Linked DNA regions of Homo sapiens: region 2 is linked to region 1. A link is an interaction called in ENCODE POLR2A ChIA-PET data of the cell type or tissue named here. Cell type or tissue: GM12878. All regions are shown on one strand. Each heading gives the region's core, and the rest is flanking DNA. Links, peaks and the distances in the headings are about the cores only. Region 1 overlaps ATAD3C (ATPase family AAA domain containing 3C). Region 2 holds the start of SSU72 (SSU72 homolog, RNA polymerase II CTD phosphatase).

Region 1 (15,394 bases), core at 6,098-11,097:
TTTTGTATTTATAGTAGGGGTGGGGTTTTACCATGTTGGCCAGGCTGGTTGCGAACTCCTGGCCTCAAGTGATCCACCCATCTTGGCCTCCCAAAGTGCTGGGATTACAGGGATGAGCCACCAGGCCTGGCATAAACCATTTTTTTTTTTTTGAGATGGAGTTTCCCTGTTGTTGCCCAGGCTTGAGTGTGACGGCGCAGTCTGGGCTCACTGCAACCTCCGACTCGCGGGTTCAAGTGATTCTCCTGCCTCAGCCTCCCAAGTAGCTGAGATTACAGGCATGTGCCATCATGGCCAGCTAACTTTTTGTATTTTTAGTAGAGACGGGGTTTCTCCATGTGGGTTAGGCTGGTCTTCAACTCTCGACCTCAGGTGATCCACCTGCCTCAGCCTCCCAAAGTGCTGGGATTACAGACCTGAGCTACTGTGCCCAGCCGGCCTAATTGATTTTTAAAACGAGTTAGAGATTTTGGGTTAGTCTTGTTTTCCAGGAATAAAGTACCATTTTTAGTGGCCAAGAATGTACCGAGGGTGTGGCCCTGTGACATATCCAGCTGGGTCTGCCCAGGGCCCCGCTCAGCGACCAGAGCTTTGTAGGATTTATGCTACCAGTTGCAGAGAAAATGGCCCTGAGTGAGGGCGCTGTGACTGCCCCACCTGCCTCCTGTAACCGCGTGGCTGTGGGATTCGGGGCTGGGAATTCGGGTTCCTGTGGGGCCAGCACACGGCCCTGTGCTTCTCCCTCAGGCGGAGAGAGGGTGGGGGCAGCCCCGTGCGTCTCCTGCTCTAGGAGGGAGGGACGGTGGGGGCCGGTGCGCCAGTGCGGTGTCTCTGCTGCAGGTGGCTGGGCTGACGCTGCTGGCTGTCGGGGTCTACTCAGCCAAGAATGCGACAGCCGTCACTGGCCGCTACATCGAGGCTCGGCTGGGGAAGCCGTCCCTAGTGAGGGAGACGTCCCGCATCACGGTGCTTGAGGCGCTGCGGCACCCCATCCAGGTAGCGGCGCAGGCCTGGCCCTCCCTGAGTGCAAGTGCCTGGCTGAGTCCCTTCTGCCCCACGAGCACAGCCCACGCATATACTCCTGTCCCTTCCCTTTCCCCGGATAACAGGCACCCGCACGCTGCTTCACGGGTGGGTTTTCCTGTCTGGCGCTGTACCTTAGGGGTCTGCATCAGTGAGACCCTTCCCCTGTCTGCCTCGGTGTCCCCTGCTCAGGGCTCTTGATGGGGCCTGGGAGCACATCGGGGTCCTTGCAAGACCCGGGATTTGGGTGTGCGGCCGTCTGTCGGGGAAGCTGCTACAGGCCACAGTGTCTGGCGGCCTCCCTGGGGAGCCGCGCCGTTTGCCAGCCCCCAAGGTGCCTGCTCTCCACACGGGGGTGGCAGTGTCTCCACAGGTCACTCGGTGGGTGGTTAAGAAAATAAAAGCTGGCCGGGCGTGGTGGCTCACACTTGTAATCCCAGCACTTTGGGAGGCCAAGACAGGTGGATCATGAGGTCAGGACATCGAGACCATCCTGGCTAACACAGTGAAACCCCATCTCTACTAAAAAAATACAAAAAATTAGCCGGGCGTGGTGGCGGGCGCCTGTAGTCCCAGCTACTCGGGAGGCTGAGGCAGAAGAATGGCTTGAACCTGGGAGATGGAGCTTGCAGTAAGCAGAGATCACGCCACTGCACTCCAGCCTGGGCGACAGAGTGAGACTCCGTCTCAAAAAAAAAAAAAAAAAAAAAAAAAAACCCAGAAAAAAGAGAAGCCGATAAGAAACCGGAAAATGCCCCCAATCCCTGCAACAGACACCCAGTCTCCCGGCGGGGCGGGGTTCCAGCTCCAGGCCGGTCCTGGCTGTGATTCGGGGCAGCTCCGTTTCTGCGTGTTACCGAGCTTGTGTGTGCGTTGGTGGCTGTTCCGTGGCTGTGGCAGGTGACCCAATGGTGCTTCCCCTTCCCCTCCAGCAGGTCAGCCGGCGGCTCCTCAGTCGACCCCAGGACGTGCTGGAGGGTGTTGTGCTTAGTGTAAGTCGGTGTGCCTGGGACCGGGGAGGCGCAGGGAGGGGACCCCGGAGCTGGGCTGGGCTGTGGCCCTTGCTGGCGCTCCTGGTGGCGCCCAGGATCTTTTGGGTCCTGAGATGCGACTGCTTGGACCGTGCCGGGGATAGATAGGCTGCCCACGAGCTGGGTGGCTCCCCGGAGAGCGGAGTCCACACCCAGGCATTCTCGCAGCCCCTGCCCCCGAGGCTTCTGTGGGTGCAGACTGTGTCCTCCAAGCCCCTGTCTTCCTCGGCAGCCCAGCCTGGAAGCACGGGTGCGCGACATCGCCATAATGACAAGGAACATCAAGAAGAACCGGGGCCTGTACAGGCACATCCTGCTGTACGGGCCACCAGGCACCGGGAAGACGCTGTTTGCCAAGGTGAGAGTGCCTAGCTGAACAGGTGGGCCAGGGGCCGCTGGGGTCTCACCTGCCTGCAGGTGTCTGGGGGGCTCAGCTGCCTGGGGAATGGACCCCCCTTAGGCCTTTGCCCACCCTCGTGTAGGCTCAGGGTGCTGGTGTGGGCAGCAGCGCCTCCCATCTTCCAGGCGGGGGACGTCTCCTGTCTGGCAGGCTGTGGCTTCCAGGCAGGGACGCTGGGCAGAGCCTCCACACTCCGGGTGGAGTGTGCAGGCTTTGCAGAGGCGGAGGGAACATCTGTTCTGTCTCCCCTCACTCTTCTTGTCCAGAAACTCGCCCTGCACTCAGGCATGGACTACGCCATCATGACAGGCGGGGACGTGGCCCCCATGGGGCGGGAAGGCGTGACCGCCATGCACAAGCTCTTTGACTGGGCCAATACCAGCCGGCGCGGGTGAGACGTCCCCACAGCATGCACCAGGCCCTTGGCTGCGGCCCAGCAGGCTGCCTTCTGGGAAGGGGGTCCAGGTGTCTCTTGGGGACCCTGTCTTTCTGCAGCTCTGTCCTTGTGGCCACGCAGGAGGCCCAGTGGAGGGTCCCTCGGAGGGAAAGTCCCCTGAGTGTGGACCCTGGTGGACACGAGGCCCCCAGCGTGTGGAGGCTGCCAGTGGGATACTTGGCTCAGGGCAGAAGGGAGGTGGGTGGGTGCAGGGGGAGAGGGGTCTTCACAGCTGCAGGGGAGGCTCCTCCACAGCCGCCCTCCCCCCAACACGCCTGCAGGTGGGCGTGGGCACTGGTTGCCTTTTCTAGAACCATTTGAAAGTTAGCTGAAGACAGCATGGCACACTCCCTTCAATAGGTCCCACAGTGACCCCGCGCAGGGCACAGCCCGGGCACCCTTGTGGCCTCGGCTGTCCTCGTTGGAACCACGATGCTCATGGTTGGCACCCTCCCCTCTGGCCTTTGACCTTTCACTTTAGAAGACCTGTCCCTGGTGTGGACTCTAAGCGGCCACCAGCGCTGCACTGGGCTGAGTGGGGGTGAAGCCTGCGGGGCAGAGTCTGCTTCTGTCGGTGGATCAGCTTCTGTCAGGTCCAGGACTTAGGGCTCCGTGGGGCAGAGCCTGACCCCGTGGGGATCTGCCTGCTTGGCCTGCTCCTGCCATGGCCGGACGCCGCTGTGGGCTGCTCCTGGCATCACTCTCACCCAGCTTGGCCTCCCTCTCGTCCACAGCCTCCTGCTCTTTGTGGATGAAGCGGACGCCTTCCTTCGGAAGCGAGCCACTGTGAGTGTCACTAAGCCTCTGTCTGGCCACAGGAGGGTGGTGGGGTGTGTGCGGCTGTCATCCTGGGCCAGGCCGCAGCCCACTGCTCAATTTCTTTTTCTCTAAGTTTTGTGTGAAAAACACAGCATTTTTGGCCAGGTGTGGAGGCTCACGCCTGTAATACCAGCACTTTGGGAGGCCGAGGCAAGTGGATCACGAGGTCAGGAGATCAAGACCATCCTGGCTAACACGGTGAAACCCCGTCTCTACTAAAAATACAAAAAAAATTAGCTGTGCGTGGTGGCGGGCGCCCGTAGTCCCAGCTACTCGGGAGGCTGAGGCAGGAGAATGGCGTGAACCCGGGAGGCGAAGCTTGCAGTGAGCCGAGATCGTGCTGCTGCACTCCAGCCTGGGCGACACAGCGAGACTTCATCTCAAAAAAAAAAAAAAAAAAACAAAAAAAACAGCATTTTTTTAGGTCAGCTTAAAGTTAAGGTTTGGCTTTTGAGTGTTTTTTGTTTTGTTTTGTTTTGTTTTTGAGATGGTGTCTTGCTTTGTTGCCAGAGTGGAGTTCAGTGGCGTGATCTCGGCTCACTGCAACCTCCGCCTCCCAGTGCAAGCGATTCTCCTGCTTCATCCTCCCAAGTAGCTGGGATTATAGGCATCCGCCACCACACCCAGCTAATTTTTGTATTTTTAGTAGAGATGGGGTTTCACCACGTTGGCCATGATGGTCTAGATCTCTTGACCTTGTAATGCCCCTGCCTCAGCCTCTCAAAGTGCTGGTATTATAGGTGTGAGCCACTGCACCCGGTCTATTTTTATTTTTATTTATTTGAGACAAAGTCTCACTCTATCCCTTAAGCTGGCTTGCAGTGGCGCAATCTTGGCTCGCTGCAACCTCCGCCTCCTGGGTTCAAGCTGGTCTCCTGCCTCAGCCCCCTGAGTAGCTGGGATTACAGGTGTGTGCCACCACATCCAGATAAGTTTTTTGTATTTTTAGTAGAGATGGGGTTTCACCATGTTGGTCAGGCTGGTTGAGAACTCCTGACCTCAAATAATCTGCCCGCTGCTGCCTCCCAAAATGCTGGGATTACATGCGTGATCCACCACCCCCAGCCATACAGTTATTATTTTAAGACAGGGTCTCTGTCGCCCAGGCTGGAGTGCAATGGCGCGATCTTGGCTCACCGCAACCTCCGCCCCCTGGGTTCAAGCAGTTCCCCTGCCTCGGCCTCCCAAGTAGCTGGGATTACAGTCATGTACCACCACACCCAGCTCATTTTGTCTTTTTTTTTTTACTAGAGACTGGGTTTCTCCATGCCGGTCAGGCTAGTCCCGAACTCCCGACCTCAGGTGATCTGCCTACCTCGGCCTCCCAAAGTGCTAGGATTACAGGCGTGAGCCACCGCGCCAGGCCCCAGCTAACTTTTTTGTAATGTTAGTAGAGATGGAGTTTCCCCTTGTTGCCCAGGCTGGGCTCGAACTTCTGAGCTAAAGAGATGCTCTTGCCTTGACCTTCTGAAGTTCTGGGATTACAGTCATGAGCCCCCACGCCCAGTCAGGGTTTGTTTTTTTTTTTTGAGACAGTCTCACTCTGTCGCCCATGCTGGAGTGCAGCGGTGCCATTTCAGCTCGCTGCAACCTCTGCCTCCCAGGTTTAAGTGATTCTCGTGCCTCAGCCTCCCACGTAGCTGGGACCACAGGTGTGCCACCACGCCTGGCTAATTTTTGTATTTTTAGTAGAGACGGGGTCTCACCATGTTGGCCAGGATGGTCTCAAACTCCCAACCTCGTGTGATCTGCCTGCCTCAGCCTCCCAAAATCCAGGTTACATTCGTGAGTCACCGCCCCTGGCCCTGGTCAGGCTTTTGAGTCTAGATCCGTGAAAGTGTCGCCATGTCCCTGCTCCCTGCAGGAGGGAGGCCTGTGGGACTTTCTGCTGTGGCTGTTTACAAGGCTTTGCTCCTGGTGCCTAAGGCTGGAACCTTCTCTCTGCAGGAGAAGATAAGCGAGGACCTCAGGGCCACACTGAACGCCTTCCTGTACCGCACGGGCCAGCACAGCAACAAGTGAGGGAGCCCCTCGGGTCCTGGGCCCCCGGGCAGGGCTGTGCAGCCGTCACCCTTGGTTCCCACCGAGGGACCTGAGGGGCCCTGGCTCACAGTGCTGGGCAGCTGCCGTGGCCTCAACGTGCCCACCTTGGATGTCCCCTGGGAACGGCCCAGCTCAGGACAGCACGGGGTGTCACTGAGGAACATGCGGGGGCCTCCCGGGCAGAGCTGGGGTCAGTCCTGTCCTCACGGCCCTGTGCACCGCCGCCCCAGCTTGCAGGTCCCTCTGCCCCTAGGTTTCTGCGGTCCTGTGCCTGCAAGGGAGGTGGTCTCATCGTGTGAGGCTCTGCTGGGTCTCCCTTGGAGGGTGTGTGTGCCCTGGGGTGGGAGATGGAGACAAGTTTGCTCCCACGGGAAGTTGGACACCAGCAGGTCCTGTGTGTCGGGGCGGAACCTGGGACCTTGGTCCCCCGCCCGGATGCTGGCCAAGGGTGCACCCTCCAGGCTTGGGGCCCACCCGACTTTGTGTGGCCTCTGTGGGCTGCCGCCCAGATGTCCCCCATAGGGTGACCGCCCCATGGCCAGTCTCCCTAGTCCCTCCCAAGTCCCCTAATTTTGAGTTTTCTTGGTCTCCTGGGTCCCTCCAGCCCCAGTCACGTGTCACATGGAGGATCAAGTCCTGCTGGTCGGCCGTGGCTGACTCCTCAGGCACGTTGGGCTCCTGGGTCAGCTGCTGCCGGTAGACGCTCCCTGGAGCCCTGACTCGGGTCCTTCCCAGAGAGGCAAGGCTGGGGCCCTGCTGAGCCTCCAGTGAACCCGGGCCCCCGAGGTCCTGCTCCTGGCTCGCGTGGCAGTATTTTTTTTTTTTTTTTTTTGAGATGGAGTTTTTGCTTTTTCTGCCCAGGCTGAGGTGCAATGGCGTGATCTTGGCTCACTGCAACCTCCACCTCCTGGGTTCAAGCGATTCTCCTACCTCAGCCTCCCAAGTGGCTGGGATGACAGGCGTGCGCCACCACACCCGGCTGATTTTTTGTATTTTTTCTTTTTTAGTAGAGATGGGGTTTCACCATGTTAGTCAGCTGGTGTTGAACTCCAGACCTCAGGTGACCCACCCGCCTCGGCCTCCCAAAGTGCTGGGATTATAGGCGTGAGCCACTGCGTCTGGCCAGCGTGGCCACAATCTTGACATGGACTCTGGGTCCCGCATCCCTGCTCCCAGCACAGCGGGGCTCAGGTAGCAGGAGGGAGTGGTGTTCCCGGCACTGCCTATCAGGCTGGGCGACGGTCAGCGGGGAAGTACCACACGGGGCAAGAACAGAGGCCCAGGAAGCCGGGCAGGGGGACAGCTGGGCGTGGTGGGGCAGGCAGGCGGGTGACCATGGCTGTGGCTGCGTTCTCCCCATGTTTCCTGTGCTCACAAGCTGCCACTTTAGATTCTCCCAGAAAGTCTTCCTGAGGGGGCTGAGGAGCACCTGTTCCCCTGGGGACAGCTCGGCCGGCAGCCCCAGCGTTTCCTTCCCCATCCCCGCCCCGCAGATTCATGCTGATCCTGGCCAGCTGCCACCCCGAGCAGTTCGACTGGGCCATCAATGCCTGCATCGACGTGATGGTCCACTTCGACCTGCCAGGGCAGGAGGAGCGGGCGCGCCTGGTGAGAATGTATCTTAACGAGTATGTTCTTAAGCCGGCCACAGAAGGAAAGCGGTAAGTGTCCCGCCCCACCAGCCCCCGTCCAGGGGCCCTCGCTCAGGGTCCACCCCTGCTCCTGTTCTCCGGACACACCCAGCAGGCCCTGTCTCCAGGATGGGCACCACCTCCCTGCCCTGCGGTTTCGTGCAGGAGCCCTGTGGGCCCCAAGGGTCCCAGAGGCCGCATCCAGGGAGGTCCTGCCACCCTTTCCTCATCCCCACCTGAGAACAGCCTGGTGGCGTGTCTTCTGGTTTGGAGGCACAGTCCACTATCACTTACAAACCTTTAACATTTTTTTTTTTGAGGCGAAGTCTCGCTCTTGTCCCCCAGGCTGGAGTGCAGTGGCACGATCTCAGCTGACTGCAACCCCTGCCTCCTGGATTCACGCGATTCTCCTGCATCAGCCTCCTGAGTAGCTGGCATTATAGGTGCCCACGACCACGTCTGGCTACTTTTCGTATTTTTTGTGGAGATGCGGTTTCACCATGTTGGCCAGGCTGGTCTTGAACCCCTGACCTCAGGTGATCCGCCCGCTTCAGCCTCCCAAAGTGCAGGGATTACAGATGTGAGCCACTGTGCCCGGCCTCTTTTACGTTCCTCTTCACTACGCGGAGAGCTGTGAGGAAATCCTGTACCTGGCCACCCCCAGACCCTGGCAGTGAGGGGAGGTGACGTGGAGTGTTGCTCTGAGACCCCCATGTCGGAATTCGAAGGAGAGTCTCCTCATGAGACCCCCATGTAGGGACTGGAGGGAGAGGCTCCTCATGAGACCCCCATGTAGGGACTGGAGGGAGAGGCTCCTCATGAGACCCCCATGTAGGGATTGGAGGGAGAGGCTCCTCATGAGACCCCCATGTCGGGACTAGAGGGAGAGGCTCCTCATGGTCCACTGCTGGCTTCTGGCCTGGCCTCCCTGCAGCTGCCACACCCGGCCCTGGAGCCTCGTGGTGTGGGGCGCGGCTCTTGCTTCCTGCTGCACATGTGCCTTGAGGCTGTCAGGCTCCCTGTTGCTGGCGGTGGGTGCAGCAGGCACGGTGGGCAGAGCCCTCCAGGTGATGAGGGGCCCTGGCGCCTCACACTGGCTGCCTCGGGAACACTCCAGATGAGCAGAGGCTGCTCTACTTCTTGGCGTCCCCAGGGCCCCGGTTTCTGAGTCCTTCTGTGCACCTGACCCAAATCCCTGCTGTCGCCAGTGACGACAAAAGCTGCTCTGTTCCAAAGAGAGCCTGGTTCTCCCCTGCCGACCCCTCCACTGCCGCCTGCTCCATGCTAGACCAGCTTTCCGGGTCTCAGTTTCCCTATGCCCTCCCCTTCCCTGGGCTCCCCGACACCCATGGCTGCTCGTAGCTCTGGCACCATGACCTGGCTTCTGTGGCCTCCAGGCAGAAGCTTTTTTGCTAGAACTCAGGGCTCTGCCACTGCCAGTTTAACGGCCATGCGCCCTGTGGGTGCTGAGTGGACAGGGCTGGTGTTAGGAAGGGGTGCGGCCATCTCCAGGCCCCACAGCCGCCCCCTTCCTGCTCAGCCCAGGCCTGGCTTGCGTCAGGAAGGGGGCGGAACTTGGCTGTCACAGGTAGAGAGTCCCTCTCAAGGGGGCATCTGGCATGGGTGTCCGCCTGGCTGCCTGTCTTCCGGCCTCCACCTCGTGGTGTGGGAGCTGCTGCCTTGGCCGGCCCACTTGGGAACTCCTTCCCCAGGCGTCTGAAGCTGGCCCAGTTTGACTACGGGAGGAAGTGCTTAGAGATCGCTCGGCTGACAGAGGGCATGTCATGCCGGAAGATCGCACAGCTGGCCGTGTCCTGGCAGGTGAGTCAGGCTCGGGTGCACCCACCCAGATGGAAGCCCAGCTGCTGTGCAGATGCTTGGTTGCGCCAGGCCTGTCCCAGCACCGGTGTCACGTGGGAGCTTCTGTTGAGGGGTTTTCAGTGCACAGATGTGACACGGGGCCCCTGCCCCAGTTGGGCCACTCCACGCAGCAGCGTGCACCTGCTCCAGCAAGAAGGGTGGGGCCATGTCAGTGGCTGACGGTCACAGGTCAGGAAGCCAGTGCGGCCTCCTAGTAGCCCGGGCTCTGCCAGGTGGGGCGGGAGGCTTCTGATGCTCACCTTGGCAGACAGGCACCCCCCAGTGTGAATGGTCATCAGGACAGGCCCCTTGTGAGTTTGGTGGTGGGGGTGGAGGGACGTTGTGTTTCTTGGACCAAGTCCATTGGCTTGGTCCTGCTTGACGGGCCCAGACACATGGGTGGGAGTTGTGGCCTCTGATTGTCCCACAGCCAGTTGTTTCTCAGGGGCACCCCTCCTGCAGCTCCATGGCTGCCCCAGGGCCAAGGAGCTGGGACTCACAGGAGTGTGGGCACGGCCATCCAGAAAGCTTTGGTCTTTGGGGGTTGCTGGAAAAGCAAAACCAGGTCTGTGGGGCAGAAGGCACCCTGGCCATGCACAGGCATCGCTGCCTCTGGGGTCCACAGAGTCTGTGTGACAATCTGGTCACTCGATCTAGCAGCACATTATGTGTGACAGCTTAATGAAGTAGCCAACTACCTTGATTTGAACGTAGGAGCCGGGGTATGTAGGGAGCTGTATTAGTCAGTACAGGCTGGGTTATGCCGCTGTGACAAAGAACCCCAGATCTCAAACCCCGTCCTTCTGGGTCAGCTGAGGTCTCTGTTCCAGGCCATCCCCACTTGGGACCAGGTCTGTTTCCACAACTAAGAAAGCAGAGGCCGGGCATGGTGGTGGCTGATGCTTGTATTCCCAGCATTTGGGGAGGTCAAGTCAGCCAGATTATTTGAAACCAGGAGTTCAGGACCAGCCTGGAAAGCAAGTCAAGAACCCATCTCTACAAAAAATAAAAAAAATTAGCTAGACCTAGTGGTGCATACCTGTGATGCCAGCTGCTTGGGAGGCTGAGGTGGGAGGATCACTTGAGTCCAGGAGGCGGAGGCTGCAGTGAGCTGTGATTGTGCCACTGCACTCCAGCCTGGGTTACAGAGTGAGACCCTGTCTTAAAAAATAAGAATAATTTGGTCATGGCTTATGCCTGTAATCCCAGCATGCTGGGAGGCCAAGGAGAGAGAATCACTTGAGGCCAGGAGTTCGAGACCAGCCTGGCCAACATGTCGAACTCCACCTCTACTAAAAATACAAAAATTGGTCGGGCATGGTGGTGGTGCATGCCTGTATTCTCAGCTACTCGGGAGGCTGAGGCAGGAGAATCGCTTGAACCCAGGAGGTGGAGGTTGTGGTGAGCCGAGATCGTGCCACTGTACTTCAGCCTGAGCAACAGAGTGAGACTGTCTCAAAAAAAAAAAAAAAAAGAACAGGAGTGTGGTCGACTGCTGGGCCTGCCATAACCACTGGGGCGTGTGTGCCCACAGCTCTGAAGGCTACAGGCCCAAGGTCAGGGTGCCAGCTCGGTCCCTCCCTGTGGAGTGTTCTTTGCTGGGTCCTCATGTGGCAGAGAGAGCAACTCAGCTCTCTCTGGTGTCCCTTATAAGGACACTCATCCTGCACTGCTCACAGCGGTGGTGGTGAGCCAACACGCCCAGCACCAACTTTGTCCTTCAAGAGTTTTTTTCTTTTTGTGCCGGGCACGGTGGCTCACGCCTGTAATCCCAGCACTTTGGGAAGCTGAGGTGGGTGGATTGCCTGAGGTCAGGAGTTCAAGACCAGCCTGGCCAACATGGTGAAACCCCGTCTCTACTAAAAATACGAAACTTAGCTGGGCGTGGTGGTGTGTGACTGTAATCCCAGCTACTCAGGAGGCTGAGGCATGAGAATCACTTGAACCCTGGAGGCGGAGGTTCCAGTGAGCTGAGATGGTGCCATTGAACTCCAGTCTGGGCTATTCAGGATCCCTTGAGATTCCATATGAATTTTAGGAATGGTTTTCCTATTTTTGTAAAACATAATTGAGGTTTTCACAGGGATTGCATTTAGTCTCTATGTTGCTTTGATGTCTCTCAGCAATATTGTGTGGTTTTCTCTTTTTGTCTTTTTGAGACTGAGTCTCGCTCTGTCGCCCAGGCTGGAGTGCAGTGTTGCGATCTTAACTCACTGCAACCTCCGCCTCCCGGGTTAAAGTGATTCTCCTGACTCAGCCTCCTGAGTAGCTGGGATTACAGGCACGCGCCAACATGCCCGGCTAATTTTTGTATTTTTAGTAGAGACGGGGTTTCACCATGTTGGCCAGGCTGGTCTCGGTCTCCTGACATGAGGTGATCTGCCCGCCTCAGCCTCCCAAAGTGCTGGGATTCATTCAGGTGTGGGCCACGGAGCCCGGTCAGTTTTCACTGTGCAAGTCTTTCACCTTCTCGGTCAAGTGAATTTCAAAGTATTTTATTCTTTCGGATGCTATTGTAAATGGAAATGGTTTCATAATTTCCCTTTCAGATTATTCATTGTGGGCCAGGCGCGGTGGCTCATGCCTTTAATCCCAGCACTTTGGGAGGCTGAGGTGGGTGGATCACAAGGTCAGGAGATTGAGACCATCCTGGCTAACATGGTGAAACCCCATCTCTGCTAAAAATACAAAAAATTAGCCGGGCGTGGCGGCAGGTGCCTGTAGTCCCAGCTACTCGGGAGGCTGAGGCAGGAGAATGGGGTGAATCCTGGAGGCGGAGCTTGCAGTGAGCCGAGATCGTGCCACTGCACTCCAGCCTGGGCGACAGAGCAAGACTGTCTTTAAAAAAAAAAAAAAAAAAAAAAAAAGATTATTCATTGTTAGTATGTAGAATTGCAGCTGTTTTTGCTGTTGATTTTGTATCCTGTAACTTTGCTGATGTCACAGGGTTGTTTTTTCCAATATGGATTCTAGGATTTTCTACATATAAGATTATATCATCTGAGAACAGGTGATTTTACCTCTCCCTTTTCAGTTTGGATGACTTTTCTTTTTCTTGTCTAATGGCCCTGGCCACAACTTCCAGTGGTATGTGGAATAGAAGCAGTAAAGCATTCTTGCCTGGTTCCTTACTCAGAGGAAAAGCTGCCAGTTTTTCACCACTGAGTATGTCACCTGTGGGCTTGTGATATATGGTCTTCATTGTGTTTAGGGCGTGTCCTTCAATTCTTGGTTTGGTGAGTGTTTTTATCATAAAAGTGTGAGGTGGGTGGATCACCTGAGGTCGGCAGTTCGAGGCCAGCCTGACCAACATGGAGAAACCCCGACTCTACTAAAAATACAAAATTAGTTGGGCGTGGTGGTGCATACCCATAATCCCAGCTACTTGGGAAGCTGAGGCAGGAGAATCGCATGAATGCGGCAAGCAGAGGTTGCGGTGAGCCGAGATCCTGCCATTGCACCCCAGCCTGGGCAAGAAGAGCAAACTTCTGTCTCAAAAAAAAAAAAAAAAAAAAAATGGCTGGGCGCGGTGGCTCACGCCTGTAATCCCAGCATATTGGGAGGCTGAGGCGGGTGGGTCATGAGGTCAGGAGACTGAGACCATCCTGGCCTGGCTAACATGGTGAAACCCTGTCTCTACTAAAAAATATAAAAAATTAGCTGGGTGTGGTGGCGGGTGCCTGTAGTCCCAGCTACTCAGGTGGCTGAGGCAAGAGAATGGCGTGAACCCGGGAGGTGGAGGTTGCAGTGAGCCGAGATGCCTGGGTGACAGAAGGAGATGTCATCTCAAAAAAAAAAAAAAAAAAAAAATTGTATTTGGCCAAATGTTTTTCCTGCAACAGTTGAGAGGGTCATGTGGTTTCCTTCCTCCACTCTGCTAATATTGACTGATTTTTGTATGTTGAACATTTTGTATGTGGAACATTGATTGATTTTCATATGTTGAACTGTCCTTGCATTCCAGGAATAAATCCTGCTTGGTCAGGGTGTGGAATCCTTTTATTATACTCCTGAATTCGTTTTGCTGGCATTTTCTTGACGACTTTTCCAACGATGCTCATCAGGGATATTGGCATGTCATTTTTCTTGTGGTGTCTTTGGCTTTGATATGAGGGTAATGCTGGCCTCTTAGGATGAGTGAGGAAATGTTCTTCAATTTGTCCAAGAGTTTGAGGAGTGGTACTGATTCTTCTTAATGTTTTGTGAATTCACATGTGAAGACATCAGGTCCAGGTCTTGTCTTTCAACTTTTATAGTTTGAAGATTTTAGGTTCCCAGAAAAGTTGCAAGAGTAGCACAGAGACTTCCTGGGCCTGGGACCTTGCCACGTGGTGAACATCATGTGTCACTGTTGGACCCACCCGCGACCAGGTTTTGCCCCAGAATCCCACCCAGGAGGCCACGTGACATTTAGCTGTCACTTCTGGTGGGCTCCTGCCAGGTCCCGTGCTTCCTGGAGGGGTGGCTCCGTGAGCATCTGCTCACCCCCTTTCCTCTGCTGGGCCCTGGGTGAGGTGCAGCCACTCGGGTGGACCCTGAGGGTCCCTGCACCTGTTTGCCCTCTCTTGGGTGGGCTCAAGACCAAAAATGATGTTGAGCAGTCCTGGGCCCCTGAGCCACAGTGGCGGTCCGGCTCCGGTCAGTGTCTCCTGCGCTCCCGGGCCCCCGACCCACAGTGGTGGTCCGGCTCCGGTCAGTGTCTCCCCACACAGTGGCTCTTGGTGAGGGATGGGCGCTGGCAGAGGGGACGGGCACCACGTGGTCATCCCCATGGCAGGTTCTATCGTGGTGACGGTGTTGTGGGAGGATGGTGTGCTGCTGCCCCTGCACCCCGTGAGATGAATCCTGCCTCTGGGAGGCATAGCTGGGATGGGGCTAGGGACCCGCTCAGCTGTCCGGGAAGGGTCCCCTGCCCTGTGCTTCCTCCAGGCGTCCTGGTGCGCTCTTGAGCATGGCGCCCAGTGGGGGTCCCCACACCCTCACCCTGACCCATGGGTGCCTCCCCTTGGGGACTCCATGCCCTTTGCTGGCATTGGGATGGAGAGTGACCTGTCCATGGCAGAAGGGCTGGACCTGAGGCTGCCTGAAGCCACACCAAGGGCCACAGCCCCAGCAGCTCCAGCCTTCACATGCTAGATGCCAAGCCCTGTGCCCAGGAGGACAGGGAGGTGGGGGCAGAGGTGGCCTTGGTGCCACCAGCCACGTGCCTCAAGGTGGGCAGTGGCTGCCTCTGCCCTGGAGGCCTGTGAGGGTCAGGGTCTGAGGGTCTGAGGTGCACTATGACCCGGGGGCACTGCCTGACCACGGCTGAGACACGCAGAGGGTCTGCAGTTCCCACCTGCCTCTGGGAAGCTGCCCTGGGTCGGCCGTCAGTGAGGCTCCGCCTTGGGCTTTCTATTAGAAAGTCATTGAGCAACATTGGTGCTGAGGACGCAGGCAGGGCTGTGGGCACTGCAGGGGCTGCCCCCGGTGTCCACACACGTGCTGGGCTCTGCCGAGGTGCGGGTAGCCTGTGTTTCACGCTCAGGCCATCCTGGAGCCCCTGGTTTGGTCCCTCCCCACCTCAGGGCCCTGGCGTGCATTTGGGGTGGGGGGTTCCCATGGCGGCCTCCCTCAGCTCCCTCTCTCCCCACTAGGCCACGGCGTATGCCTCCAAGGACGGGGTCCTGACCGAGGCCATGATGGACGCCTGCGTGCAAGACTTTGTCCAGCAGCACCAGCAGATGATGCGCTGGCTGAAGGGGGAGAGGCCTGGGCCCGAGGACGAGCAACCCTCATCCTGAGTCCATGGGGAGACCACACCTCACGGAGCCTGGCCGCGGACCCCTCCCACCCCTGCCTTTGCGGCCCCGCACATTTAGGAAATACTCCCCGTAATAAAGTCCCACGGGGGCCGCACCGCTGTGTCTATTGGCTGACACGGGGCGGGGTTTGGGGCCCCCTAACGTCCCCCTGGGGTCAAAGGTGACAGAAAAGGCAGAAGCTGGGGCTTTCTGGAGGATTTAACCACAGAGGGGTGGGCTTCACAGGAGGTGGCTGCCACGGCGGGGCCGGGTGCCCGTGCCCCATCCTGAGGCCGTGCATACGCGGGTGCCCCTTCGCCTCCCTCCCCTCCGCCAGAGCTGCCTGTGGCCAGACACACGGTGGAGGG
Region 2 (15,394 bases), core at 3,381-8,380, 110 kb after region 1:
ACAGTCCCTGGGGACTTACACTGACTTGCAGTGAGAGCCCACATCTGCCACCAGGATGGCTCCCAGCACCACCGCGTCACAAGCACCACACTCTCCACCGTGGGACGCCCAGATGGCTCGGCAGGCAGGCCGGGCTGGGGAGCTGACAGCAGACGCCTGGGACTCTGCCCAGCGTCCTCACCCACAACCTTTTAACTGTAACTGGCAGAGGAGACAGCAGGGAGGGCAGAAGGTACAGTGATGGCTAGGATGCAGTTCTAGGTTTTGCCAGACATACTTTCAGGGGCCACTCCTGGCTACCTAATTAATCTACCTGTGTATAAGAATTTTTTAGCTTATTAAATATTCCAAGAGGCCAGGCATGGTGGCTCACGCCTGTAATCCCAACACTCTGAGAGGCCGAGGCAGCTGGATCACGAGGTCAAGAGTTCAAGACCAGTTTGGTCAAGATGGTGAAACCCCCGTCTCTACTAAAAATACAAAAATTAGCCAGGCATGACAGCGGATGCCTGTAATCCCAGCTATTCGGGAGGCTGAGGCAGAGAATCGCTTGAACTTGGGAGGGGGAGGTTGCAGTGAGCTGAGATCAAGCCGCTACACTCCACCTTGGGCAACAGGGTGAGACTCTGACTCCATCTCAAAAAAAAAAAAAAAAAAAAATACAAGAGTAGGGCTGAGCATGGTGGCTCACGCCTGTAATCCCAGCACTTTGGGAGGACGAGGAGGGTGGATCACCTGAAGTCAGGAGTTTAAGACCAGCCTGGCCAACATGGTGAAACCCTGTGACTACTAAAAATACAAAAATTAGCCAGGTGTGGTGGCGCGTGCCTGTAATCCCAGCTACCCAGGAGGCTGAAGCAGGAGAATCACTGGAACCCGGGAGGTGGATGTTGCAGTGAGTCTGCAGTGAGCCAAGATCTCGCCACTGCACTCCAGCCGGGGTGACACAGTGAGACTCTGCTGGGAAAGGGCGGGGATGGCAAGAGTGCCAATACATAGACAATGCTGGGCAAGGCCAGAGATGCTGGTCAAGGGCGGGGATGTCGGGAGAGGGCGGGGATGGCAACAGTGCCAACACGAAGATAAAAGGTTTAGCATTTGACACCTATTCTCTTTTCATTTGGAATACGTTTGGCCTGGCCTCCGTTCTGAAAACTACAAATCACTCACTATAACAAAATAAGATCCAGAAACTTTCCATTAGCGTGGGGGTGACCATGAAATGCCTGGTCAAAAACCCGGGCACTGATTGTCATAACCATTATGCAACTGGTGTTGCGTCCATCAGAATCTAGTTTAAGAATACTCTTCTCTCTATAGGAGTCTTCGCGGCAGACCTAGCCTGCTCTGTGTCCTCCTGAAATGAAGGAATGTTCTCTCCCATTATTTCTTCTAACAGCTTGGTTAGCAAGCTCCGCCCTCTTCTTTATCTGACCTTCTAACGACCTCACCAGATGTGTGAAGCAGCCCGGCTCCATGTGTATCAGGCACGCACGCACACACGCACGCACACCAACCTGCAAAGGAAATAACGGGGCAGCCCTGCAGTGTGAAAAGCAATGGGATTTTGTGGGTTCCACCTCCTCACCTAAGCATCCCTGGTCTACGCTATGTCACGACCCTCTGCTGAACCACGTCAGGGTGAACCCCACACCGTGTCTGTGCGCCTCACCACGCCTACTGCCATGGGTGGCACTGGAACTAACCCGTGGACGATCCGACGTGCACCAGGAATAGAAACCAAGCTCTCGCAAAGACAGAGGAGCCAGTGTGTGCACTGCACAGGGTGACACGCCTCCTGTGCCCGAGCCACACGTAACACCTTCCAGGGAGGACCACACGGGGGGTTTTTAAAGGGCAACCCGCTGGGATACAGTTCTTTGTCTTTCCTAAGAAGATCATTGTACATCTGGTCATATGTGGTTTTGAAATCATAAACATTGGGCTTGTCGGGAGCTGGTCCTGGAAGCTTCACGTGAGTCCCTGTTCCAAAGGATCGGACGCTGAATCCCCGTTTGCTGAAAGACAAAAGGAGAGAAAGAATCACAGTCACACTAAGACACAAAATTCCAAAAGCAAGGGACAGCAAATGGGATAGAAACAAAATGAGTAATTTCATTGGCTCATAGTAGAGAATATGTCTTCAAATTTTTAATCTAGGCCGGGCATGGTGGCTCGCGCCTGTAATCCCAGCACTTTGGGAGGCCAAGGCAGGCGGATCATGAAGGCAGGCGGATCATGAAGGCAGGCGGATCATGAAGGCAGGAGATCAAGACCATCCTGGCTAACACGGTGAAAACCCGTCTCTACTAAAAATACAAAAAATTAGCCGGGCGCGGTGGCGGGCACCTGTAGTCCCAGCTACTCGGGAGGCTGAGGCAGGAGAATGGCGTGAACCCGGGAGGCGGAGCTTGCAGTGAGCAGAGATAGCACCACTGCACTCCAGCCTGGGCGACAGGCTGTAGCAAGTTACACAAAAGCAATCAAACCAGAACTGACCATCACAAAGCCACATCTGAACATCATAGCTTGTTTAAGGCTTTACTTTAAACTGAAAGGACTGACTGATGTGGACTTGGGGAAGATTTCATCAGAACATTTTGGCCATCGACCAACGTCCTGGCTTTGGAGGATCCAAGTTCACAGGATTCCTAAGGGACTCACAAAGGTCCAACTGCCCGCTCCACCACAGGAAACTCTGTCTCCCCCAGTTTCCCAACACCCCCACGATGTGGCTCCATGGGAACCGAGACCCAACACCCAAAGGAGTCCCACAGGCTCAGGGTTGCTGCAGGCAGAGAACAGATGCCGCGATGGGTCCGACGGTGCTTGTTCCTTGGACTTCCTAGTCACAGGTGAGGAAACTGACCAAATACTTTTCCTAATCAACTGGAGAAAAGAGCTGAACAGGAAACGTGTGTCATGTGCCACCAATGAGCTCTAGTTCACGCAAGGAGAAAGAGAGGTCGTCTCCAAACACTGATGGAGTGTGGTAAGACCAGAAAATTCTTCTGTCATCGCTGACAAGCACACTTAAGTTTGTCACAACAAGTTACATGTAAAAAAGTTACTTTGGCACCGAGTGCGGTGGCTCACACCTTCAATCCAGGCACTTTGGGAGGCCGAGACAAATGGATCACCTGAGGCTGGGAGTTTCAGACTAGCCTGGCCAGGAGGCGAAACCCCAGCTCCGTTTCTACTAAAAAAAAAAAAAAAATTAGCTGGGCATGGTGGTGCGTGCCTGTAATCCCAGCTACTTGGGAGGCTGAAGCATGAGAATCGCTTGAACCCAGCAGGCACAAGTTGCAGACATTGGAGATCTCACCACTGCACTCCAGCCTGGGCAAAAGAGCGAGACTCTGTCCCAAAAAAACAACAAAAAAAGTTACTTTGGTATAGAACATGTGTTCTTGTAAAGTCACAACTGATACTTATAATTACCTAAAAAATATAGACTTCTCAACCTAGCTTTATTTATAAATCACAAAAGGTTTGCATCTGAAGGAATCTGCCTGGCTCAGGGCGCAGGGCGCACATACACTTCCATTAACACTAAACTCCTCTTACAGGCCTGTCATTCTTGTTCAGAAAAGTGCTGCTGCTTCGCTCTTGAGCAAGAATGACACACAGACACGTGAGGAGTTCCATATTATTTTAAAAAAAGAAAAGTAAGGCCGGGTGCGGTGGCTCACGCCTGTAGTTCCAGCAATTTGGGAGGCCGAGGTGGGCAGATCATGAGGTCAGGAGATCAAGACCAGCCTGGCTAACATGGTGAAACCCCATCTCTACTAAAAATACAAAAAATTAGGCGGGCGAGGCGGCGGGCGCTTTTATAGTCCCAGCTACTCGGGAGGCTGAGGCAGGAGAATGACTTGAATCCGGGAGGCAGAGGTTGCAGTGAGCTGAGATCGCGCCACTGCACTCCAGCCTGGGCGACAAGAGCGAGACCCTGTCTCAAAAAAAAAAAAAAATTACTGAATGTTGAATGAGTAACAGTGTCACAAGAGAGGAAAAACTCAGGCAGAGGGGGCTGCTGGAGTGTAACCAGTCTCTATGCGGATAATGGGGCAACACCCAGCAAGTGAAAACTACCTGTGCCTTTCTCACAGACACTGGCTTCTAGAAACCCGCCCTACGGACATACACGTGCCTCTGCAACATGGCTGCCTGCAGGATGCCCACTGCCGGCCTTCCACAGCCACAAAAGAACAGACAAGTAGAATAATCCATCCATGGGGCAGGACAGGCCATGCGGCTCCACGCGCACCTCCGAAGATGAGTAGAGGAAGCAAAAGAGCCCAAGGGCACCCTGCTGCGCCACCACACACGTCACCCACACACACAGAGAAGATGTGCTCATCTAGTGTACGTGAAACACCTGAGTCCCCTGAGGCTGATGACAGCTGCGTCAGTCCTTACATCCCTAGATATTCCGAGCTACACAACCCGGCTCTCCAAACATCTACCACACACGGCCAGAAATGTGGCACAATAGCAGCGATTCATGACTACAAACCCGTGTTCACGGCACCCGGACTGTGAAATAAACGTGAAAATGCTAAAATTAAAATTCCTGACATTCAGTCATAACCACAGATCCTGACGGAAACATGAGGTTAAAGCAATAAAGTCAACTGTTGGTTGTGACTGAGAGGGTGACGGAGGCCCAGACACAAGGCATACCACAGGGAGCACACGTGAGAAACAACAAGCCTAAAATGACTTCCTTACCAATTCAGACAACATACAATAAAATATGTTCCGTCAAAGCACAAACAAGGGCCGGACGCGGTGGCTCACTTGAGGTCAGGAGTTCGACAACAGCCTGGCCAACATGGTGAAACCCTATCTCTACTAAAAATACAAAAATTAGTCATGGTGGCACACGCCTGTAATCCCAGCTATTCGGGAGGCTGAGGCAGGAGAATTGCGTGAACCCCGGAAGCGGAGGTTGCAGTGAGCCGAGATCGCGCCATTGCACTCCAGCCTGGGAAACAGAGCGATACTCTGTTTCAAAAAAAAAAAAAAAAATCGCACAAAGAAGCCCAGGATCAGCGTGATCACAGCAGCCAAAGGAGACAGCCTGCCTCCCAACACCAACAAGAACTCACCACCTGCTGGACGTTCCTTTAAGTTAGCCTATTTAAAAACAAAATGCAGTTTGTTTTTCCCCCAACAAAAGGTTCACGAATGGCAAAAAGGCTATTTAGCAACAGAAGCAGTATTTCTCCCAAACTGATGCAACCGACAGGGCAGCCAGCTTGCGACTCAACAGCGTTTCTTACATAAAAGCAAGGACAGCTTGGAAAACACTCCTGACACCAACAGGCTTCGCCTGAAGGGCCAACGCCTTTGTAAACTAATCTTCCAGACAAGTATTTGTCTGGTATGCCAAACAACTGTCTTTACAAGTACCAAAAATCTATCAGAGGGCTTGTAATCCCAGCACTTTGGGAGACCAAGCAGGTGGATCACTTCAGCTCAGGAGTTTGAGACCAGCCTGGCCAACATGACAAAACCCCGTCTCTACTTTAAAAAAAAAATAAAAAAATAAAAAAAGCCAGGCGTGGTGGTGCGCGCCTGTAATCCCAGTTACTCCGGAGGCTGAGGCTGGAGAATCGCTTGAACCCGGGAGGTGGAGGTCGCAGTGGGCCCCGTGATGGTGCCACTGCACTCCCGCCTGGGTGACAAAGTGAGACTCTGTCTCAAAAAAACTCCAAAAAACTATCATAAAGAAGCCATCAGGCGGGGCATGGTGGCTCACGCCTGTAATCCCAACACTTTGGGAGGCGGAGGAGGACGGATCACTTGAGGTCGGGAGTTTGAGACTAGCCTGACCAACATGGAGAAACCCCGTCTCTACTAAAAATACAAAACTAGCCAGGCGTGGTGGCTCATGCCTGTAATCCCAGCTACTTGGGAGGCCAGGAGTTCAATACCAGCCTGGGCAACACAGTAAGACCCTGTCTGTAAAAATAAATAAATAAATAAGGCCAGGCACGGTGGCTCACGCCTGTAATCCCAGCACTTTGGGAAGCCAAGGCAGGCAGATCACCTGAGGTCAGGAGGTTGAGACCAGCCTGGCCAACATGGTGAAACCCCGTCTCTACTAAAAATACAAAAAAATTAGCTGGACATGGTGGTGCATGTCTGTAGTCCCAGCTACGCAGGAGGCTGAGGCAGGAGAATCGCTTGAACTCGGGAGGCAGAGGCTGCAGTGAGCCGAGATCTTGCCACTGCACTCCAGCCTGGGCGACAGAATGAGACTCCGTCTCAAAAAATAAAATAAAAGAAAAAAACAAAAAAACAAAAACAAAAAGCCACAAAACAAACAAACAAAAAACCTAACTGGTTCCAAGGGGACACTTTAATCCTTGGAGCACCAAGCGCAGGAGGCTCTGTGGAAACGTACGGCGGAGTCTTCTGGCGCTGCCCTGAAACATGAGGACTCCCAGGACTCTGGTATTTGAAACAATTTAGTCTCTAACACCAAAGATGATCACCCCAGAGAACGCTAACATGTCGACACTTACTATCACTTGGATTTATCAGGAAAATAGAGTCCACGCTGATTTTCAATAGGGTGAAATTGTTACTGTGTCTGTTTTTAGAGACAGAGACTTGGTTTGTCGTCCAGCCAGGAGTTCAGTGGCGCAGTCACAGCTCACAGTCATAGCTCACCACAGCCTCAACCTCTTGGGCTCAAGTGATCTTGCTGCCCCGTCTCCCAAGCAGCCAGAATGACAGGCATGTGCAACCACATGTGGCTAAGTTTTAAAATGTTTTGTAATGATAGCGGGTCTCACTGTGTTGCCCAGGGCTCAAACTCCTGGGCTCAAGCAATCCTCCTCCCTCAGCCTCCCAAAGTGCTGGACTATAGGCCGAAGAGCCACCTTGCCAGGCCCAAAATTTTTAAAAGGGGCGAGGTTCACTGATCAGCTAGCTACTGTGCCTGCTCAGTTAACTACAATTCCTTCTGACAATTTTATTTCAGCTTTCCTGTGCAGTTTTATGTAGCCCTACCCAACTGCATACAATTTTCCTGCTTTTTTCACTTACCATAAGCATTTCCTACGCTTTTCACATCATTTTTAACGCCTAAAAGACTCTCTAAATCTGACTTTCACAAGCTTTCCCAGTGTAACAGAAAAGCACTATCACACAGAGTTTCTGAGTATTAAAACTCTCTAAATAAACCCAAATCAATAGACAAAGGACATAAACAGGTAATTTTCAAAAGCAAAAATGCTCTGGGTGCGGTGCCTCACACCTGTAATCCAAATGCTTTGGGGCGCTGAGGCAGGAGGATCGTTTTAGCCCAGATATTCAAGGGTGAAGTGGTGAGCTATGATCACGCCACTGCACTCCAGCCTTACTCTGGCTTGAAAAAAAAAACAAAAAAAAAAGGGAAAATGACAACAGACATAAATTCCAACTTCAATAAGGCCAAGCTAGAAAACCGAGACATGGAAGAACACCCTGCCGACCAGAGGCCAGGAGAAGTGGAGTGAAATTTCCTAAGAGTCTGAAGGATTTCCTGCCCGTTACCCCCGAGACCCCAGTCATGACATGGAGGAAGAGCCACATGCAAGATGGACACAAGCCACAAGCTGTGCTGTGAACCTGGGCACTCAGCGCCAATGCCACCAGTCTGTGAGTCTCTGCAGGGACCCCCCCCACCCCAAAATCGGACTGCCAAATTCTCCCGTTTGACTGGGGTATTATAGAAAATTATTTGTATGAATAATGAAAATAAGCCATCTCGTGGCAAAAAAAGGAAACTAATGATGTGAATACTAACTATGGAGCAGACAACAGAACAAGAGCTTATCCCCGATGCATGCGTGAACACATGGAGACAGACGGACACCAAAATGGTACCTCTGAGAGACCACTTTCATTTTCTACAGTAAGAATTTCTGCAACAAGCAGGCTGGGCGTGGTGGCTCACGCCTGTAATCCCAGCACTTTGGGAGGCCAAGGCGGGCAGATCACGAGGTCAGGAGATCGAGACCACCCTGGCCAACACAGTCAAACCCCATCTCTACTAAAAATACAAAAAATTTGGCCGGGCGCGGTGGCTCACGCCTGTAATCCCAGCACTTTGGGAGGCCGAGGCGGGCGGATCACGAGGTCAGGAGATCGAGGCCATCTGGCCAACACGGTGAAACCCTGACTCTACTAAAAGCACCAAAAATTAGCCGGGCGTGGTAGCGGGTGCCTGTAGTCCCAGTTACTCAGGAGGCTGAGGCAGGAGAATGGCATGAACCCGGGAGGCGGAGGTTGCAGTGAGCTGAAATCGCGCCACTGCACTCCAGCCTGGGCGACAGAGTGAGACTCCATCTCAAAAAAAAAAAAAAAAAAAAAAAAAAAAAAAAAAAAAAGTTAGCTGGGAGTGGTGGCAGGCGCCTGTAGTCCCAGCTACTCGGAGGGTTTGAAGGAGAATCGCTTCAACCTGGGATGCAGAGGTTGCAGTGAGCCAAGATCGTGTCATTGCACTCCAGCCTGGGCGACAGAGGGAGACTCCGACTTCAACAAAAAAAAAAAAAAAGGAAATTGAAGGTCTATGTCTAAATTAACTTCATGATATCCATATTCATGATATCCATAATAGATGTCACCTTAAATTTACTTCCTTTTGACTCTCTTCTGAGTCTACTCTTTTATGAGTAAATTTGAATGATGGCGGCACAGGTAAAAGCACACCCAAGAATTCATTATTCAGAGGTGCTCTCCGCTCCTTTTCCAGAGACCACAGCTCTGCCAGCAACGGCCACTGGCCACTCTGAACTAAAAAGGACTTGGTCATCTTCAGTCATCGTCTCAGCGAGGTTATGACTGGCATGTCTTTAAAGTAGCCGCTAAACCTGATTTTATTAACAAGATAGCTAAATAATTTTTTTTTTTGAGACAGAGTCTCGCTCTGTCACCCAGGCTGGAGTGCAGTGGCCGGATCTCAGCTCACTGCAAGCTCTGCTTCCTGCTTCCCGGGTTCACGCCATTCTCCTGCCTCAGCCTCCTGAGCAGCTGGGACTACAGGCGCCCGTCACTATGCCGGGGTCATTTTTTTGTATTTTTTGTAGAGACGGGGTTTCACCATGTTAGCCAAGATGGTCTCGATCTCCTGACCTCGTGATCCACCTGCCTCGGCCTCCCAAAGTGCTGGGATTACAGGCGTGAGCCACCGCGCCCAGCCCTAAATAGAATTTTTAAAACATTTCCTTTTGTTAAGATTTCTACTCCATCTTGCCAGGCGCAGTAGCTCACGCCTATAATCCCAGCACTTTGGGAGGCCCACGCAGGCGGATCACGAGGTCAGGAGATCGAGACCATCCTGGCTAACATGGTGAAACCCCGTCTCTACTAAAAATACAAAAAAATTAGCCGGGCGTGGTGGCGGGCGCCTGTAGTCCCAGCTACTCAGGAGGCTGAGGCAGGAGAATAGTGTGAACCCAGGAGGCGGAGCTTGCAGTGAGCTGAGATAGCACCACTGCACTCCAGCCTGGGCTACAGACTCCCCCTCAAGAAAAAAAATATATATTCTACTCCAACTTTATTTTATTTATGTATTTATTTGAGATGGAGTCTTGCTCTGTCGCCCAGGCTGGAGTGCAGTGGCATGATCTCGGCTCAATGCAAGCTCCGCCTCCTGGGTTCATGCCATTCTCCTGCCTCAGCCTCCCGAGTAACTGGGACTGCAGGCGCCCGCCACCACGCCCGGCTAATTTTTTTGTATTTTCAGTAGAGACGGGGTTTCATCGTGTTAGCCAGGATAGTCTCAATCTCCTGACTTTGTGATCCGCCCATCTCGGCCTCCCAAGGTGCTAGGATTACAGGTGTGAGCCACTGCGCCCGGCCTACTCCATCTTTGTTATGCAGGTACAGCAGAAAATCTTGAACAAAGGATCACCAAGGAGAACCAGCAGAACCAGAAGGTCTCCAGCCCATTTGTTATTCCAATTAACAATAATTTTGTCTTGGGGGGGGGGGGGTGAGCCTTGCATTGTTTTGCTTAAATGTATCAAATTTTTACAGGTAACTGCAGTTTATAAATGAAGATCCAGCACAATGTAATTCTAGCACATTTCTAGTTTTAAAAACAACCTTTGGCCGGATGCGGTGGCTGACGCCTGTAATCCCAGCACTTTGGGAGGCCGAGGCGGGCAGATCACCTGAGGTCAGGAGTTTGAGATTAGCCTGGCCAGCATGGTGAAGCTCCGTCTCTACTAAAAATACAAAAAAAGCCGGGCGCAGTGGCTCACGCCTGTAATCCCAGCACTTTGGGAGGCCGAGCGGGCAGATCACGAGGTCATAAGATCAAGACCATCCTGGCTAAGATGATGAAACTCCGTCTCTACTAAAAATACAAAAAAAAAAAAAAATTAGCCGTGCCTGGTGGCCGGTGCCTGTAGTCCCAGCTACTCGGGAGGCTGAGGCAGGAGAATAGCTCGATCTCGGGAGGCACAAGTTGCAGTGAGCCGAGATCGCGCTACTGCACTCCAGTTTGGGCGACAGAGCAAGACTCTGTCTCAAAAAAAAAAAAAAAAAAAAAAAAAAAGAAAGAAAAGAATAAAGAGAAAGAATCAGCAGATCATGAACACTTGACACTGATTTTTGGGGGGTGTTTTTTGGTCTCCAACTCCTGACTTCAGGTGATCCGCGTGCGTCGGCCTCCCAAAGTGCGGGGACTACACGCGTGAGCCACCGTGCCTGGCCCACGTGACACTGTTAAAAACGGAAAAAAAAGGGGGACTGTTAATTTTCCCAAGTTGCTCAGGAAAGTTATAGCTGGACTGCGAGAAGAGAAGCGAAACACTGTTTTCATTTAAAGTTCACGTAGGTAACTTTGGAGGTAAAAAAGCCATTTCAACTTTCTTACTATCAAAGTTGACACATACCAAATTTTAACTGTAAGTCAAGTGGTCAGTTTCTCAGTTTGCTATGTGACTGAACAAAAAACTTGTTATCAAGCAGGAATAAACTTTCATTAGACATACGCTACGCAAGAGTCACAGGCGGCCAGTTAGCAGGGAATATAAACTAGCAGAGCCAAACCAAGTCCACGTTGTATTCCAGAAACTACCGGTTGGAGGCGTTCCAGGGAGGAAGAGAGGATCTTTCGCAAAAAAAAAAAAAGAAGAAGAAGTAGCAAACACACAAATCCATGGCATTAAAAAAAGAGACCGCTTTGTTATTTACAACATCGTGGTATGCCGTGATTGTGTTGCGCGCCGTTTCCAGGGAAGGTGGCCAACGACGCACACGAAATACCATGATCGGCCGCCGCCGCGCAGCCCCTCGCCGCGGACGCTACCCTCGCCCCCCGGGCCCGGCCTCGGAGAGCTCGAAGGACCACCGGACAGCGGGCGCCTCGTCCCGGAACCTGCCTTCCCTGTGATGCCCACCCGCGTGTGGACTACGCGCGCTGCCGTCCAGCTGCCATCCCAACCAGCCGACCCACGAGCGCGGCCCGGCCCGGCTTCCTCTCAGGGGTCCTGGCGCGGGCCAGGGGGAACCGGGGAGGAGGGAGGGCCGGTCGCCGGAGCAGAGCGCGCGGGGACAGGGTGGAGCCCAACTACCTGAGGATGTTGTGCGCCTCCATGCTCCGGTTCTGGTTGCTCGAGCACACCACCGCCACCCGCAGCGGGGACGACGGCATGGCGGCGGCCGCAAATCCCGCGGCTCTCCCGCTTGGGTTCCCACCCTACCGCGGCGCTTCCGCGCGAACAAAATGGCGGCCGCGGTGGCCGGAAGCGGGCGACGCGAAACGACGGCGCCGGCGGTGTAGCGTGCGGCGACTGCGCGGCGGCCTCCCCGCCCACCCTGGGCGCCGGGCCGCGGACGGAGCGCAGGCACTGGCCTTCGGGCGCGCTGCACTCGGCGAGGCCGGGGGCGGCCAACGCCGCGCCGGCCCCCGGCGTCCGCAGCAGAGACCCGCACTCCACAAGGCCCGGCTGAGCGTCACGGCGCCAAGCGGCGGCGTCCTGACATCAGCACCCCGCGCCGGCGCCTAGTGTGACGCGACGACGTGCGGAACAACAGGACGTCATAAGGTGTCGCCGCCGCCTTTGGGAGCGATGCGAAACGCCGCGCTTGCCGGAGATAGCATTGAGGGCCCTTCCGCGGCCCGGCGTTTCGTCTCTTGGGACGATTTTGTGCGTTCCCTCGGTCCCCGTGGGGCCCATAGTCCTCACTTCTGCCACCCCAGAGTCGTCGCGCTTCACTAGACCCGCTCCCTCCACTGTCCCGGAGGCCCACAGACATTCCCGCATTCTGAGGCTCGCTCCCGTCCCGTGCCGCTGTTACCGGCCTCCGGCCCCGGCTCATACAAGCAGGAGCACATCGCTCTTTTATGAAAGCCCTTCAACATTTAACGTTTAAATGCGAGGGCCGACCTGTGACAGACCTGGTTGGGAGTGCACGTCGACTAGGATCTTCCTCGCCTCGGGCTTCCTTGGAGAGGCCGCCGGCTGGTCTGAGATTTGGGTCCAGTTACAGTAAATCCAGTCAACGCGAGTGTGTCATTCCCCAGCTATGCCTGTCTGCCTGGATGCAGCCTCGCGGTGGACAGTGGGCTGATGTTTTGCCGTGGGAGCGCCACGGACGGGAGAGGGAGTGATAATGATTGTCAACCTAATAACAGGCTAACTGAAAATGATATTTATTTGGGAATAGGGCGTTGGCGAATATGCGTGCCATAGTAAACGATTTGCGCATTCAGGAAAGTAATGGTTTTTAAAGAAAAAATGAAGAGGAAGATAATGGTTTGGAAATAATTAACCTTGGCTACAAAGAACAGTAACAAGTGTACTCCCGGCCGGGCGCGGTGGCTCACGCCTGTAATCCCAGCACTTTGGGAGGCCGAGGCGGGCGGATCACGAGGTCGGGAGATCCAGACCGTCCTGCCTAACCCGGTGAAACCCCGTCTCTACTAAAAATACAAAAAATTAGCCGGGCGTGGTGGCGGGCGCCTGTAGTCCCAGCTACTCGGGAGGCTGAGGCAGGAGAATGGCGTGAACCCGGGAGGCGGAGCTTGTAGTGAGCCGAGATCGCGCCACTGCCCTCCAGCCTGGGCGACAGAGCCAGACTCCGTCTAAAAAAAAAAAAAAACAAGTGTACTCCCGTTCCAGGGTTGGACAGGCAGTTGCTGGGCAGCTGTCCTTGCTGAAGTATTTTTTGTGTAAGATTGCCTTAGTGCAAGGTTGTGGTTTTTGCAGAATCTTGTGATAGTTTTTCTTATTATTGATTCATGAGAATTCTCCATGGCCTTTCCCAGCTGTCTTTGTCAAGGTATTTTTTAAACATAAGTGAGTCCACTTTTATTTGACAACTTGGGTATTTTCCCCTTTTGATTGAGATCTTTCTCCAAATGCATCACTAATGAGTCATCCTGTAATTAGGTTTTGATAGTCCCCGTGCTGGGATGAACTTGTCCCAGATAGCTGGTCTGGTCCCACACTGGAGAGAGTGGCTGCTGGGAGTCATTGTCAAAACCCTTTTTTACCATATTTGAGCATCAAAGGAGGTTTGAAGGGTGTGGCTCTCAGGCTAAGTCTAACCTGGAGTCCATTATTAACTTCAACTTTTGTCACTTCTGTAGTCTTTCTATCATCTCAAAGTGCTGTGTCAGCATTATTCTGTTAGAAATTGTACTTGTAGCCGGGCGCGGTGGCTCACGTCCGTAATCCCAGCACTTTGGGAGGCCGAGGCGGGTGGAACACGAGGTCAAGAGATCGAGACCATCCTGGCCGACATGGTGAAACCCTGTCTCCACTACAAATACAAAAGTTAGCCGGATGTAGTGGTGCGCACTTGTAGTCCCAGCTACTCAGGAGGCTGAGGCAGGAGAATCACCTAAACCCAGGAGGCGGAGGTTGCTATGAGCTGAGATTGTGCCTATGCAGTTCACCCTGGCAACAGAGTGAGATTCCATCTCAAAAAAATAAAAAAAAAGAAATTGTCCTTTTGCAAAATATGGCAATGAATAAGTTTAAAAGGGGAAAATACAAGGTAAAATCAATAATAATATGACTATCCCAGTTTGCATATTGGTTTTGACCCATGAACCTAGGCTTAAAGGAAAGCAATTAAAAAGAAAAAAATTAGAAAACAAAAATAGAAAAATAGAGATTAAAGGAAGCCAATTGAATAAATAAAATGGCCATAGAAATTACACGAGACTTGTAACCATGTGCCTGTTTTCTTTCTGTGTGTAAATGGATCTCAGTGTTCCAGAGGAATTTACCCACATACAGCATATAGTATTGACATACTTATTTAATACCTTATTTAACCAATAGGTACTAAAGATCTCTTAGGTCAGGTTTTTGTGAAGTTACCAGCAGAAGCTATTGATTGTGAAATGTCAGTTATACCATTGATGGCAGTGGCAGCCTCTCTTGAGTGGCTGCTGGGAAGATGCTGGCTACAGCAGGGGAGGCTCAGCTGGGACTCTGTGCTCCACTGAGCATGTGGGAGCCCTGCCCCCTTCCAAGTTGGCAGGACAGGAGCCCCACCCTCCTGGGAGCAGCTGCATCTGCCCAGCCACGGCTGTGGACCCAGGTATCCCTGCAATCCCAGGGCTGGGAAGCCACCCCACCTGCCCCCGAAAGCTCAGAAGTGCCTCCAGCTGCTACCTGGCCTCTCCTGACTCCCGACAAAGCTGAAGCCAAGCCCAGGCGCTGTTGCAACCCAGCCAGGTGTGCACACACTGAGGGCAGTGCTAGCATGCCAGCCCCTTGCTGCCTCGGCCCGCTCTGGACTTTGAGTGCTCACAAGCATGGGAGCAAGGCCAAGGAGGGGCTGAGGGCGGCTCAGCCCAGTCCTGTAGGCGACCCTTGACCTGAACAGCCTGGGTCCTGTAGATGACATGATTGATGGCAGTAGGAGGCACACAGGCTCCTGGGTGGAAAGGGGTGGGTGTCCAGTGAAGACCCCCATTAAAGCTAGGGACTTCCTGAAACATGGGGGCTGGGCTGCCAGTTCTGGGTGGAGTCTGCCGTCCAGAATGAGATTTATGGTGCTTTTTCTGGGCCCGTCCATGGCTGCCCATGGGCCAATCAGTATACACTTTCTCCCTTCTGAAGCCCATAAAAATCCCACTCAGCTATACTCACAGAGATGTCAGGACTACCAGCTGTGGGAAGGATCTACCCACTTGGGATCCCCTCAATTTGTGGGGATCACCTGCCTGTGGGAAGGAGCTACTTACTCCGGGTCTCCTCTCCGCTGAGAACTAGGCACTCGGGACGACCTGCCTGCGGAAGGAGCTACTCACTTCGGGTCCCCTGAGAGCTGTTCTGTCGCTCAGTGAAGCTCCTCTCTTTCTTGCTCACCCTCTGGTTGTCCACGTACCTCATTCTTCCTGGACGCAGGATGAGAACATGGGACCTGC

The links. ChIA-PET counts read pairs that join two places held together with the same protein. Peaks named below come from ENCODE experiments on the same cell type or tissue, not always from the same donor. Only the 100,000 strongest peaks of a DNase experiment are listed, where the experiment ranks them.
Region 2: POLR2A ChIA-PET joins it to region 1 with 5 read pairs; 5 of 35 experiments call an interaction of 5 or more read pairs at or near these places.

The regions. Positions count from the first base shown.
Region 1 is chr1:1,453,505-1,468,898 of GRCh38, forward strand. ATAD3C (ATPase family AAA domain containing 3C) reads left to right here. Exons shown (of 12, transcript NM_001039211.3): 4 at 841-996; 5 at 1,956-2,015; 6 at 2,287-2,412; 7 at 2,721-2,845; 8 at 3,625-3,676; 9 at 5,657-5,727; 10 at 7,246-7,413; 11 at 9,096-9,204; 12 at 14,880-15,394. The coding sequence ends at 15,026. Among named protein-coding and RNA genes, the nearest start is that of ATAD3B, 11 kb to the right of the region's middle. RefSeq lists enhancers at 1,075-1,574, 8,122-8,896, 8,982-9,061, 9,082-9,141. In GM12878, for the core only: no CTCF peak of the experiment used is centred there; a DNase peak (open chromatin) is centred at 9,165; H3K4me3 peaks cover 1,059 bases; H3K27ac peaks cover 569 bases.
Region 2 is chr1:1,562,899-1,578,292 of GRCh38, forward strand. It overlaps SSU72 (SSU72 homolog, RNA polymerase II CTD phosphatase), which reads right to left and starts at 11,965. Exons shown (of 5, transcript NM_014188.3): 1 at 11,580-11,965; 2 at 1,875-2,018. The coding sequence starts at 11,659. SSU72-AS1 (SSU72 antisense RNA 1) reads left to right here and starts at 12,049. Exons shown (of 1, transcript NR_197593.1): 1 at 12,049-14,173. RefSeq lists enhancers at 7,587-8,088, 12,049-12,158, 12,169-12,238, 14,156-14,698 and silencers at 11,449-11,528, 11,769-11,928, 13,588-13,757. In GM12878, for the core only: no CTCF peak of the experiment used is centred there; no DNase peak of the experiment used is centred there.